Regions from separate parts of the Homo sapiens genome. Here region 2 is linked to region 1. A link is a contact called in ENCODE Hi-C or POLR2A ChIA-PET data. All regions are on one chromosome and are shown on one strand. The core of a region is the stretch at or near the end of the contact, and the rest is flanking DNA. Distances in the headings are between cores, read along the strand shown. Region 1 holds the start of ATAD3A (ATPase family AAA domain containing 3A). Region 2 holds the start of SDF4 (stromal cell derived factor 4).

Evidence for each region. A loop is a pair of places that touch in the nucleus more often than their neighbours do. ChIA-PET counts read pairs that join two places held with the same protein, here RNA polymerase II (POLR2A). Pooled maps may share reads with other maps.
Region 2: a map with no recorded cell type shows a loop between it and region 1 (22-fold over the local background). The contact joins the promoter of SDF4 here to the promoter of ATAD3A in region 1. A Hi-C loop is called at or near these places in 3 of 37 single-sample maps with no recorded cell type and 12 of 50 pooled maps. POLR2A ChIA-PET finds 5 or more read pairs at or near these places in 2 of 52 experiments (MCF 10A and WTC11).

The regions. Positions count from the first base shown.
Region 1 is chr1:1,509,220-1,514,838 of GRCh38, reverse strand. It overlaps ATAD3A (ATPase family AAA domain containing 3A), which reads right to left and starts at 2,677. Exons shown (of 16, transcript NM_001170535.3): 1 at 2,366-2,677. The coding sequence starts at 2,570. It also overlaps a transcript of ATAD3B not described here. RefSeq lists silencers at 2,560-2,719, 3,170-3,369 and enhancers at 2,870-2,929, 5,185-5,619.
Region 2 is chr1:1,227,716-1,233,250 of GRCh38, reverse strand. SDF4 (stromal cell derived factor 4) reads left to right here and starts at 1,250. Exons shown (of 7, transcript NM_016176.6): 1 at 1,250-1,359; 2 at 4,305-4,783. The coding sequence starts at 4,479. B3GALT6 (beta-1,3-galactosyltransferase 6) reads right to left here and starts at 1,014. Exons shown (of 1, transcript NM_080605.4): 1 at 1-1,014. The coding sequence starts at 972. RefSeq lists enhancers at 1-614, 615-1,296 and a silencer at 913-1,772.

The DNA of each region.
Region 1 (5,619 bases), core at 1,428-3,927:
GCAGGGACCCCCGATGCTCCTGGGTTGGTGCGTTGTTCCCGTCTCTCTTCCTCCCGCAGCCCGTCTCACTTTTTTAAGCCTTCAGAGTCAACTGCAGCAAACACGTCACTAACTAGAGCCCAGCGTCTGTTCTCAGCTCAGGTGTAATTTTTGGAGGTGACTGACGCAGGGGGAAGTGCCGTGGGGAGCACTCGTTGCATTTAGACAGAGGCAGCGACGCTTTGGTGTTGGGGTGGGTCTGCTTGGGCCTGTGGTTAGGCACGAACTGGGCTGACGGGCATCAGTGTCAGATTTCAGGAAGCGCCTTGGTAGCTAACCTCGGGGGCCCCAGTGAACAGAGCACAGATGAGACCGGGACCTGCCTCTCAGGGAAGACAGTGCCAGGTCAACGGGTTTGGCTGCTAAGCTCGGGAAGCCAAGGGCTGAAGCGACCCCGGGCTCTCAACCACTCTCACTCTGACCCCGAGGGGACTGAGGGTGTGTCAGTCACCCAGGGTCCTGCCACAGAGCAGTGACAGGAACGTGGGTGTCACGGTGAGGAGCTCTGCCTGTTTCCTCCCGAGGGGACCTTTGGCTGGATTAAGCTGAGGCCACTCCCTCCCCTGAAAATGGCTCATTGACAGTTCCTACCCCCAGTGACTCTGGGGAGGAGGAGAGGGGAAAGAGCAGGTCAGGTGCCCGTGTGGCCTCTCGGTTATTAGAGTGAGAACAATCATTCACCACTTTGGTGTGACCCTGTGCCAGGGACGTGCGTCCCAGCGCGTGAATTCACACCCACAGGGCACGAGGCTCTCCTCCAGGCACCCCCTCTGTGGAGTGCAGGGCGAGCGCTGGTGCTCACAGACAGTTCTGGGATAATGTACTGCTGTGACTTCCAAGGACAGGCCGGAGGAGGGGTCAGGGCACTCTGGGAACCAGGCGGCATGGGGCTATAGCCTCAAGGGACAGAGGAGGCAGTCGGTGAGGAGGAGCCGCCCGTTTGCCTGGAGAGCAGCAAGGACAAAGCAATGGGCTCCGGCCGAATCTCGGCGACCCGCTGCCAGGAAAGGGGCACGGAGGAAGCCAGGAGCGTCGGGAGGGGCCGGGCTTGCAGAGGGGCTACCAGGCAGAGGGGCAGGGCAGGGGGCACCCGGGGAAAGGGGGCAGTCAACTCTGGAGAAACCTCTCTCACCTGCCAGCAGTGAGGCCAGGAAGGAGGGAAGGGATCAGAATGAAAGAGCCCACACCTGGAACACAATCCACAGGAAACAAAAGCCTGATGGAGGGCTCCCCACGGTGCACCTGGAGACCCTGCCCCGGGCCCCGCTCCACCACAGAGAGGGCAGACCAAGGCACTGGCAACGCCGGCAGAGCGGACTGCGGGTCAGGAGCTCCGGGGCCGCCAGGACTGGAGCAACTCAGAGGCACAGGTCTGCACTATGGGGAGGCGGCCTGAGGCTGCTCAACCAGGCCTGTACCACTGCAGGGGGCCGCAGGCTGATCACTACGATTCAGCTTCTGGAAGTGGGAGAAGTTTCAATCTCTAAGTGAAGTTAGCGGGTGAAAACCCCCAGGAACTAGGACACAAAGGAACCCTCCAAATAAGCCTGCAGCAAGAAAGTCAGTCACCAACATCCGCTGTCCTCCGAGGTGCCCTGAAGTCCAGCCCTTGATTCCCATCCTAACCTGATGGTTAAAATTACCGAGGAAGGCCATGAGCAGCGGCTCACGCCTGTCATCCCAGCGCTTTGGGAGGCCGAGGTGGGCGAATCACCTGAGGCCAGAATTCAAGACCAGCCTGAACAACATGGTGAGTGCTCACACCCTGAGGGCCTTGGGTCAGGGGTTTACTCAAGCTGAGCAGCACGGCCTGGCCTGTGGCTTCACAGACCTCGCCGTGCAAATGCTAACGTCTTCCAACAAGAAGTGCAAATCTGCTAGTCTCGTTAGAATCAAGTAACTCTCAAATACGCTTCCCTTGTTACGTGGAAACTGCTAGCAACCACCCAACAAACCCATCTACCCATCTGGCCACGCCTTGGCCTGTGCCACGTGGAGGCGGCAAGCGCAGAAGGATCCCGCACGCTCGGCGGTAACTGAAGACCACGGCCAGCCCCAGACCCTGACCCCTGTAACCTATGAGCGCCACCTCCGCACCGCTTTCCGCACCTGACCCGCTCCTGACAGCTGCAGAGGTGCAAACGGGTGACGGAAAGAGTCCGATCCTCCCGGCACGCGACACGGCTCCGGCCGGGGGTGCTCCGGGGGCGCAGTCTCGCCCGGGAAGTGGCTGCCGACAGCGGCGAGGAGCGGCAAGGGCCAGGGCTCCCGCTTCCCCGGCCCGTCCCGCCCGCCCGCCCGCGCCGCCCCGCCCCGCCGCACTCACGCGAGTGCTCCAGCTCGCGCGCCGCCTTGGCGGCGCGCTCCAGGCCGGTGGGGTCGAAGTTGCTCCATTTGTCCTTGGGCGCCGGCCGGTCTCCCAACCCGCGGTCCCCGCCGCCCTCGGCCCCGGGCTGCGCGGGCGGCAAAGGCGGCGGCGGCCCCGCGCCTTCACCCTTGGGGCCCTTGTTAATGCCGAAGAGCCACGACATGCTCGCACCGCCGCCGCCGCTACCGCCGCCGGGACCCCCACCCGAGTCTGACTCGCGCGCGGCTGGGAGCAGCCTCCACGCGCCGCGAGCCGGTGGTCACCGCCACTGCGCAGGCGCCACACACACCCCTTCCTCCCGGCGATAGAAGCGCGTAAGGGACACGCGCGCAGCCCTTGGATTGGCCCCGAGGACAGTGACGCCATAGCGACGGCGCCGCGACTGCCGAACAGGCTTTGGGAGCCAGCGGGGCGGGAGCGGCGAAGCATCTGGCTACGGGAGCCACGCCGGGACAAAATTCCCGAGGGACGTAGGCGAACCCAAGGCAGCGTCAGCCCCGCGCCGCATCCGCGTGGGCTCCGTTGCTAGGGGCTCCGTTGCTAGGGGCTCCGAGGAGTTCCGGCCTTGGCGGCAGCGGGTGGCAAGTTTCCAGGGAGCCCCAAGGTTCTCGATCCGTGCGGCGGGGCGCCCTGCGGTGAGTCCAGGACGCAGAGAAGAGTCTCGCGGGAACCTCACCCGAGGCGGCACCGGCGCCCGGGCAAGCCGAGCCCTTCCGCGATGAGTCGGCGCCCTGGGGTCGCTGCGCCAAGAGCTCAGGAGAGGCGCCTCCCCTCCTCGGTGTCTCCGCAGCCCGCACGGCCCTCCCGCCCAAGACCCCGGGGCGACCCCTTCCCGCGTGGCGGGGCCAGCGAGCTCCTCTTGCGGGGCGTGGACGGGGCCGGGGTGCCCGGGCAGGCGCCGCCCCGGAGCCCACGGTCCACGCGCTCCCAGCGGCCCTGACTTTCTCCTTGATGGAACTGGTTGACTTCACGGAATATATGGAGTGACTTTTCCCACTGGATTGGAAACTGTTTTAAGCCTGAATAATGTTAGATACAATGAGTTCTAAACTTCCCTTCAAAGAATCAGTATATCAGTATGTTCAGTCTTTGTCCTGCATTTTAAAGTCTACCTTCCTCGCAGTTTCAGTAAACAACCTTTTCCACCAGTTCTAGTCAGTAGTTGACATCTGTTGCCCTGGTCACCTGCTCCGTCCTAACTAATCCCGGTCTCCTGCTTTGACCTGAGTCACCTTTAGTTACCTGTCCCATAACCATTTTTCCCGCCAAACCACTCACCCCGCCACTCTGGCCCATACTCCTGCTCCCTTTAAAATAGCCAATGGGCACTAGTTTAGACTGTGCATTCTAACCCTAGCCAATAGGGGAACCACACAGCAGTAGGGGCTACCCGCGTCAGGAATAAGAACCCCTTCCCCTCCCTTGTCCAAGCGCTCGCCATTGCTCCATCTATGAGATGTCCCCTTCTATAGAAGTAAATTATCTAGCTGAGAAAAATTTATATTCGAGTTCTACTTCTTTGGCGGCACAGAAAATTTACATATAACACAGTGAGCTGCCGAGATCTCGTCACTGCACTCCAGTCTGGGCGACTGAGTCAGACTCTGTCAAAAAAAAAAAAAAAAGCCAGAAAATGCCGGCCAGGCGCGGTGGCTCACACCCGTAATCCCAGCACTTTGGGAGGCCGAGGTGGGCAGATCACCTGAAAACAGGAGTTTGAGACCAGCCGGGCCAACATGGTGAAACCCCTGTCAAAAATACAAAAATTAACCTGGGCATGGTGGCGTGCGCCTGTAATCCCAGCTACTCCGGAGGCTTAGGCGGGAAAACTGCTTGAACCCTGGAGGTGGAGGTTGAAGTGAGCCGAGATCAGGCCACTGCACTCCACCCTGGGCGAGCACGACTCCATCGCCAAAAAAAAAAGAAAAGAAAAAAAAAAGAAAAAGAAAACAGGGCAGGCGCGGTGGCTCACGCCTGTAACCCCGCCAGTTTGGGAGGCCGAGGCAGGAGGATTGCTTGAGCCCAGGAGTTGGAGACCAGCCTGGGCAACAAAGAGAGACCCCGTCTGTACCAAAAAAATAGGAGAGGAGGAGAAAAACCAAATGACTTCCCCAGCAATAGCCAGACGTCCCCCCACCCCCACCCCATGGCTGTAATCAAGGTTTTGGTTATTTATTTATTGAGAGGGTCTCACTCTGTCACCCAGGCTGGAGTGCAATGGTGCGATCTCAGCTCACTGCAACCTCTGCCTCCCATGCTCAGGCGATCCTCCTACCTCAGCCTCCAAGCCAAGAAGCTGGGACCACCGGCATGTGCCACCTGGCCCTTTTTTTTTTTTTTTTTTTTTTTAGAGGGAGTTTGACTCTTGTTGCCCATGCTGCAGTGCAATTCCATGGTCTCAGCTCAGTGCAACCTCCACTTCCCAGGCTCAAGTGATTCTCCTGCCTCAGCCTCCTGAGTACCTGGGATTTCAGGCACTTGCCACCACGGCCGGCTAATTTTTTTTTTTTTTTTTTTAGGAGAGATGGGGTTTCACCATGTTGGCCAGGCTGGTCTGGAACTCCTGACCTCAGGTGATCCACTCTCCTTGGCCTCACTGAGATTCCAGGCGTGAGCCACCGCGCCCAGCCCCATCATCAAGGTTTGCAGGGACTAGCTGCAAAGCGCGGGCAGGGGCGGCATCTATTTGAAGCCGCTGTGTCTGTTTCGCGTGCACTTCCCTCCACCGTGTGTCTGGCCACAGGCAGCTCTGGCGGAGGGGAGGGAGGCGAAGGGCACCCGCGTATGCACGGCCTCAGGATGGGGCACGGGCACCCGGCCCTGCCGTGGCAGGCACCTCCTGTGCAGCCCACCCCTCTGTGGTTAAATCCTCCAGAAAGCCCCAGCTTCTGCCTTTTCTGTCACCTTTGACCCCAGGGGGACGTTAGGGGGCCCCAAACCCCGCCCCAGCCAATAGACACAGCGGTGCGGCCCCCGTGGGACTTTATTACGGGGAGTATTTCCTAAATGTGCGGGGCCGCAAAGGCAGGGGTGGGAGGGGTCCGCGGCCAGGCTCCGTGAGGTGTGGTCTCCCCATGGACTCAGGATGAGGGTTGCTCGTCCTCGGGCCCAGGCCTCCCCCTCTTCAGCCAGCGCATCATCTGCTGGTGCTGCTGGACAGCATCTTGCACGCGGGTGTCCATCATGGCCTCGGTCAGGACCCCGTCCTCGGA
Region 2 (5,535 bases), core at 1-2,500, 280 kb after region 1:
TCTCTGGCAGCACTGCGAGGGCGGCGCGGACCAGTCGTACACGTAGGACAGGCGCAGCTGCACCTCGCGCTTGCACAGGCGGCCCTCGCGCGCCAGCGTCGCGTGCTTCTCCAGCATGTCCTCCAGGCTCTGCTTGTGCGTCACCAGGTACTGGTTGCTGCAGCCGCGGGACCGGTATTCGGTGTCGAAGCGCGGGTCGTGCTCCCGCTGGACGTCCACCGGCGCCAGCCAGGCGCCCAGAGACACGTCCTCGCTGTGCCAGGCGCGCAGGTAGTCGCGGCTGAGGCGCAGGTAGTGCACCAGGTCGGCCGAGAGCACGTAGCCGCCGCCCAGCGCGTAGGGCAGGTAGTAGTCGCAGAGTTGCCAGGCGGCCTCGCGCCAGCGCCCCCCCGGCTTGACGCGGCCGCGGCCCGAGAAGAAGCCCCAGTAGAGGCGGCGGCGGCGCGCGGGCTCGCGGGCGCGCAGCTCGGCCAGCAGCGCGTCCAGCCGCGCGAAGGAGTCGTCGTCCGCCTTGAGCACGAACTCGAAGGCCACGTGCTCGTCCAGCCAGGCCAGCATGGCCAGCACCTTGGCCGTGAGGTTTTCGTAGGCGTCGCGCAGCGCGGGCAGCAGCAGCAGGTCCCCGTGCCGCGCCTGCTCCCGCTCCAGGGCGCGCCGCTCCTCGGCGCCCAGGCCGGCCGTGCCCACGGCAAAGCGCGCCCACACGTCGCCCGGGGCCCCGCGCCGCGCAAGCCACGTGCTGCGGATCACGCTGCGGCGCTCGGCGGCGCGGGGCGCGCTGGCCACCAGCACTGCCAGGAAGGCGGCGGCGCGCGCGGGCGCGGGGGGAGGCGGGCTGCGGCCCGACATCGCCCTGGGGTCCCCGGGCTCGGCCGCGCAGCGCGCCAGGTAGAGCAGCGCCGCCCCGCACAGCGCCAGCGTGCCCAGGCCTAGCGCCGCCCGCCGCCGCCACGCCCGCCGCAGCAGCTTCATGGCGCCCGCGCCGGGCCGGCGGCCCAGGCCGGACTCGCGAGTGCGCAGGCGCCGCCGGCTCGGGGCGGTGCGCGTGCGCACGGCGCTCCTGGGAGCGCGCCGGGGCCTTCCGCAGACGCCGAGCCCCGGGGCGCTCGGAGGCCGGCGGCCAATCGGCGGCCGTCACGTGGCCTCGGGCACCCTTGTCATTGGTCAACCTCGGAGCGGCCCCGCGACCGCTTCCGCCCGGAGGAGAGATGGTGGCGCCGGCGTCCCCTCCGTGAGGTCGCGCCCGTTCGCACCGCCCCCGCCCGCAAGAAAGATGGCAGTGGCCTGATCCGGGCCCGTTGGCGGCGTCACTGACGCTTCGCTCCGGTCCTCGGATCCCGAGCGCGGGGAGGCAGACCGGTGAGTGAGGGGCCCGGGACGGCCGCTGCAGGCCGCGGGGCCAAGTGTACGCCGGCCGGACGGCGAGGGCGGGTCTGGAGGCCGCCGCCGCCTCCCGCCTTGGGCTGGGGCATCGTCCGTCCGCTCGGCCTTGAGCCCTGGCGAGACTCCGCCGCCACCGGGGCTCCCGGGGTTCCCGGGGGCAGGGACAGGCCGACGACGCTGGCCTCCCCGGCCGCCGGCACGTCTGGTCTCCTACTGGCCAAAACCTACGAATGCCACCGGGAAACGGAGGCCCAAGGGGTCTGGTTGGACTCGCGTTTATCGGCGAGGCGACCTTGGACAAGCTGCCCCGCTTCCCTGCGCCTGCGCTTCCGCTTCTGAACCGCGTGGACCCTCATCCCCAGTTAGTAGGATTTGGAGATGTGAAGTCGGCTGTGTGGAGCCCTTGATGTCTGGCTCAGAGGCGGTGTTATGAACCCTGTTGAGCTTTTAGAATCTAACCGTGTGTGTTGTTAACTGCCAGAAATAGCCTCGTTCCACCAGAGCTGAAGCCCAGGGATGGCAAAGAAATAGCGTCTCTGCCTAAGCTGTTTCCCACGTCCGTTTTGCAAGGGTGTGTTGATTCCTTGCTGGGAACTGAGCTGCTAGGGGATGGCGAAGTCGAAACCCCATTCCGGTGGGACCGGCCCGCTCCGCTGTGCTGCGAACCTGGCACACCGTGATGAATAGATACTCTGAAGCCAGGAGAGGAAGCGCCACTTGATGGACTCCTGATATTTATAGTTACTTTTGGGTTACTTTTTATTCCCCCTTTTTCGAGACAGGGTCTTATCTTTTTGTTTTTGTTTTTTAAAGAGACGCAGTCTCACTGTGTTGCCCAGGCTGGTCTCACGATCCTCCTGCCTCAAGTAAACCGTGTAACTCATCAAGATATGTAGAATCAAGAACTAGCTTTATTTTCTCTAGGAACAAAGTACAGTCTCTTTGCACACAGCGTGTGTTTTACGACTGTAGTTAGTGGAGTCAGCACCAGGAGGAGGTGTCTTGGTTCTTATCCAGGACTCTCCCCTGGTCAGGCGATCTGGGACGACAGGAATAGAATTATGCCACCACTAGGGAAGGGAAAAGCCCTCAGCCATGTTCAGAAAATCAGGCCGGGTGCATGGCTCACGCCTATAGTCCCAGCACTTTGGGAGGCCGAGGCAGGAGGATCACTTCAGGTCAGGAGTTAGAGACCAGCCTGGCCAACATGGCAAAACCCCATCTCTACTAAAAATACAGATTAGTGGAGAGTGGAGGTGGGTGCCTGTAATCCCAGCTAACTGGGAGGCCGAGGCAGGAGAATCACTTGAACCTGGGAGGTGGAGGTTGCAGTGAGCCGAGACTGCACCACTGCACTCCAGCCTGGGCGACAGAGTGAGACTCTGTCTCAGAAAAAAAAAAAAAATCAGACATGAGCCCCTCACCCAGGGTTTCCTTCCTTGGGGGAACTCAGGCTTGTACCCCTCTTGGTTTGTGGCAGACTGCACTGACTTCAGGACCACTTTCATGGCGGCCCCACTGGTGTTTCTCGATACCTGGAGGCAGCATTTTTTCGTTTAATATTACCCAGGGTAGCATTCGTTGAGCGCCTACTGTGTGCAGGCAGAGTGGCAGGTGCCAGAACAGTGAAGCTGAATAAGACGGCCACAGAACAGGAGTCTCAGTCCATGTGTGTTGAGGGAACAGCTGTGACATGGCGGGGCCTCAGCGGCACCCGAAAGGACCCGCAGGTGTTTGCCGGAGGGGCAGACTGTGAAAGGAGTAGGCTCGTGGGTGAGAAGGACCCCGAGTTCCCTTTGGGATACATGAGGCATGAGGCCCTGTGAGCCCCTGCTTCCCACCAGGACTGGCCACGCCTCGGACGGCAGGACAGACTTCTGGGCTCCTCGGCCTTGGCGTTCGCTCGCGAGTGTGGGCAAGGGCACATGTGTGTAATACGTGCATGCGTGAGTGTGGATGTGTGTGTGCACATCTGTGTGTGGGGGTTGTGTGTTTGTTTGCTGGGACCAGGCCCTGACGCCCTCTGCACTTAGGGTTGGCTGTCTTCGCAAAGCCTGGTCAGTCGGGGGGAGAGGGGGAGCCTCCTGTTTCTTAGTGAGAAGCTGAGGCCGGGGAGGCCACATGACTTAGCTAAGGTCATAGATCTCAAGAATGTTCAAGTCAGGGTCTGGAGAGTGACCCTAACCCCATGGGTCAGTGGCATGATGCCAGGAGGGACAGAGCCGGGCCCCACAGGAAAGCTGTGCTGCAGGTGTTGGGCGATGGGGACAGGTTAGCCCCTGGAGGTGCTGACAGCTCGAGAGAGAGATGGAAAGACGGAGAGACAGGGCTGAAAACTCAGTGTCTGTAAAAAAAAGACCGGGCACAGTGGCTCACGCCTGTAATCCCAGCACGTTGGGAGACTGAGGCAAGAGGATCGCTTGAAGCCAGGAGTTTGAGACCAGCCTGAGCAATACAGCGAGACCCGTCTCTACAAAGAGTAAAATAAAAATAAATTACTGGGCGTGGGGGTGCACGCCTGTGGTCGCAGCTGCTCCGGTGGCTGAGGCGAGAGCATCACCTGAGCCCAGAGCATCACCTGAGCCCAGGAGTTCGTGGTCACGGTGAGCTGTGGTCACCGCTGTACTCCAGCCTGGGTGACAGAGCAAGACCCTGTTTCTAAAAATAAAGAAAAAAACACCACGTGTGGTCCGGAGAAAACAAATGCCACGTGTGGTCCAGAGAAAACAAATGCCACGTGTGGCCCGGAGAAAACAATGCCACGTGTGGTCTGGAGAAGGCAGTGCCACGTGTGGTCTGGAGAAGGCGATGCCACATGTCTGGATCCTGTGAATCGAGGATATGTTTCATGTTGCAGGATAGACGTGCTTGGGGAAGTCTTTGCTGAGTCTTGCTAATGATGTGTCTGTGTCTCTCTGCAGACTGTGAGCTGCTTGTCCCCATCCTGCGGCCGTCCTGGGGACACAGAGCCCTCCGTGGTGCCCGGGGATTGGATTGGAGCCAGGACCTCACTTCCTCCTCTGCCCCTGCCCCTGCCCCTCCCAGCACCTGGCCCACACCCTGCAGCCCGCCCCATGGTCTGGCCCTGGGTGGCGATGGCGTCCAGGTGGGGTCCCCTCATTGGCCTGGCTCCGTGCTGCCTCTGGCTCCTGGGGGCAGTCCTTCTGATGGACGCGTCTGCACGGCCTGCCAACCACTCGTCCACTCGAGAGAGAGTAGCCAACAGGGAGGAGAATGAGATCCTGCCCCCAGACCACCTGAACGGGGTGAAGCTGGAGATGGACGGGCACCTCAATCGCGGCTTCCACCAGGAGGTCTTCCTAGGCAAGGACCTGGGTGGCTTTGATGAGGACGCGGAGCCGCGGCGGAGCCGGAGGAAGCTGATGGTCATCTTTTCCAAGTAGGTGCCGCCATGTGCCCAGACTGGGGGGCTGTCCGCGTGCGCTCGCCTGTGTGTTCCTATCCTGGCTTTGCGCGGTGGGGGGCGCCGGGCCCTGTGTCGGGACCTGCCGGGCTGGGAAGACGTGCCGGTGATGAGCGCCACTTCCAGCCTGCTGTGTTTGCGCGGAGGCCTGCGCTGGCAGCCCAGAGCCGCTCCTTGAATGCCCTGGGTCCGCCGGGGGCTCAGAGGGCCAGAGTGGGCCTGTGTGGCCGTCCCTAGGACAGCCTGGAGGAGCCCACGCGGCACTGCAGTGGTCAGCGTCCTCCATGCTGAGGGGCAGACGCCGGCCACGGGCAGCCTCCGCAGGCTGCAGCCCCAGTTGGACGAGGCCTGGCTGAGGAGTGAGGGGCTGCCACAGGTGGCTGGAGAGCTGGTACAGGGTGCTCTGGGCTCCTCCTGACACGCCCTCTACCCTGTGTGTTTGGGGTCCCTGTCACACACGGGCCGCGTATCACACGCAGGCTGGGGGTGTGTGGGGTTGGCTTGTTTTGCTGGCCTGGTCGGGAGCAGAGCTGTGCTGTCAGTGGCCCATCCTTGGCCGTCACTGCCCCCACCCTGCTGAGTCCCGAGACCCTCTTGCTGCCTCTGTGCCTAGTGCCGAGCTTTCTCCCCCGACCCCATCCCTGAGTCTCGAGAGCCTGTTGTGAGGGGTCCAAGATGGGTCAACCTGACCACTCACCCACAAGGAGCCAGGTCCTGCACGGGCGCCT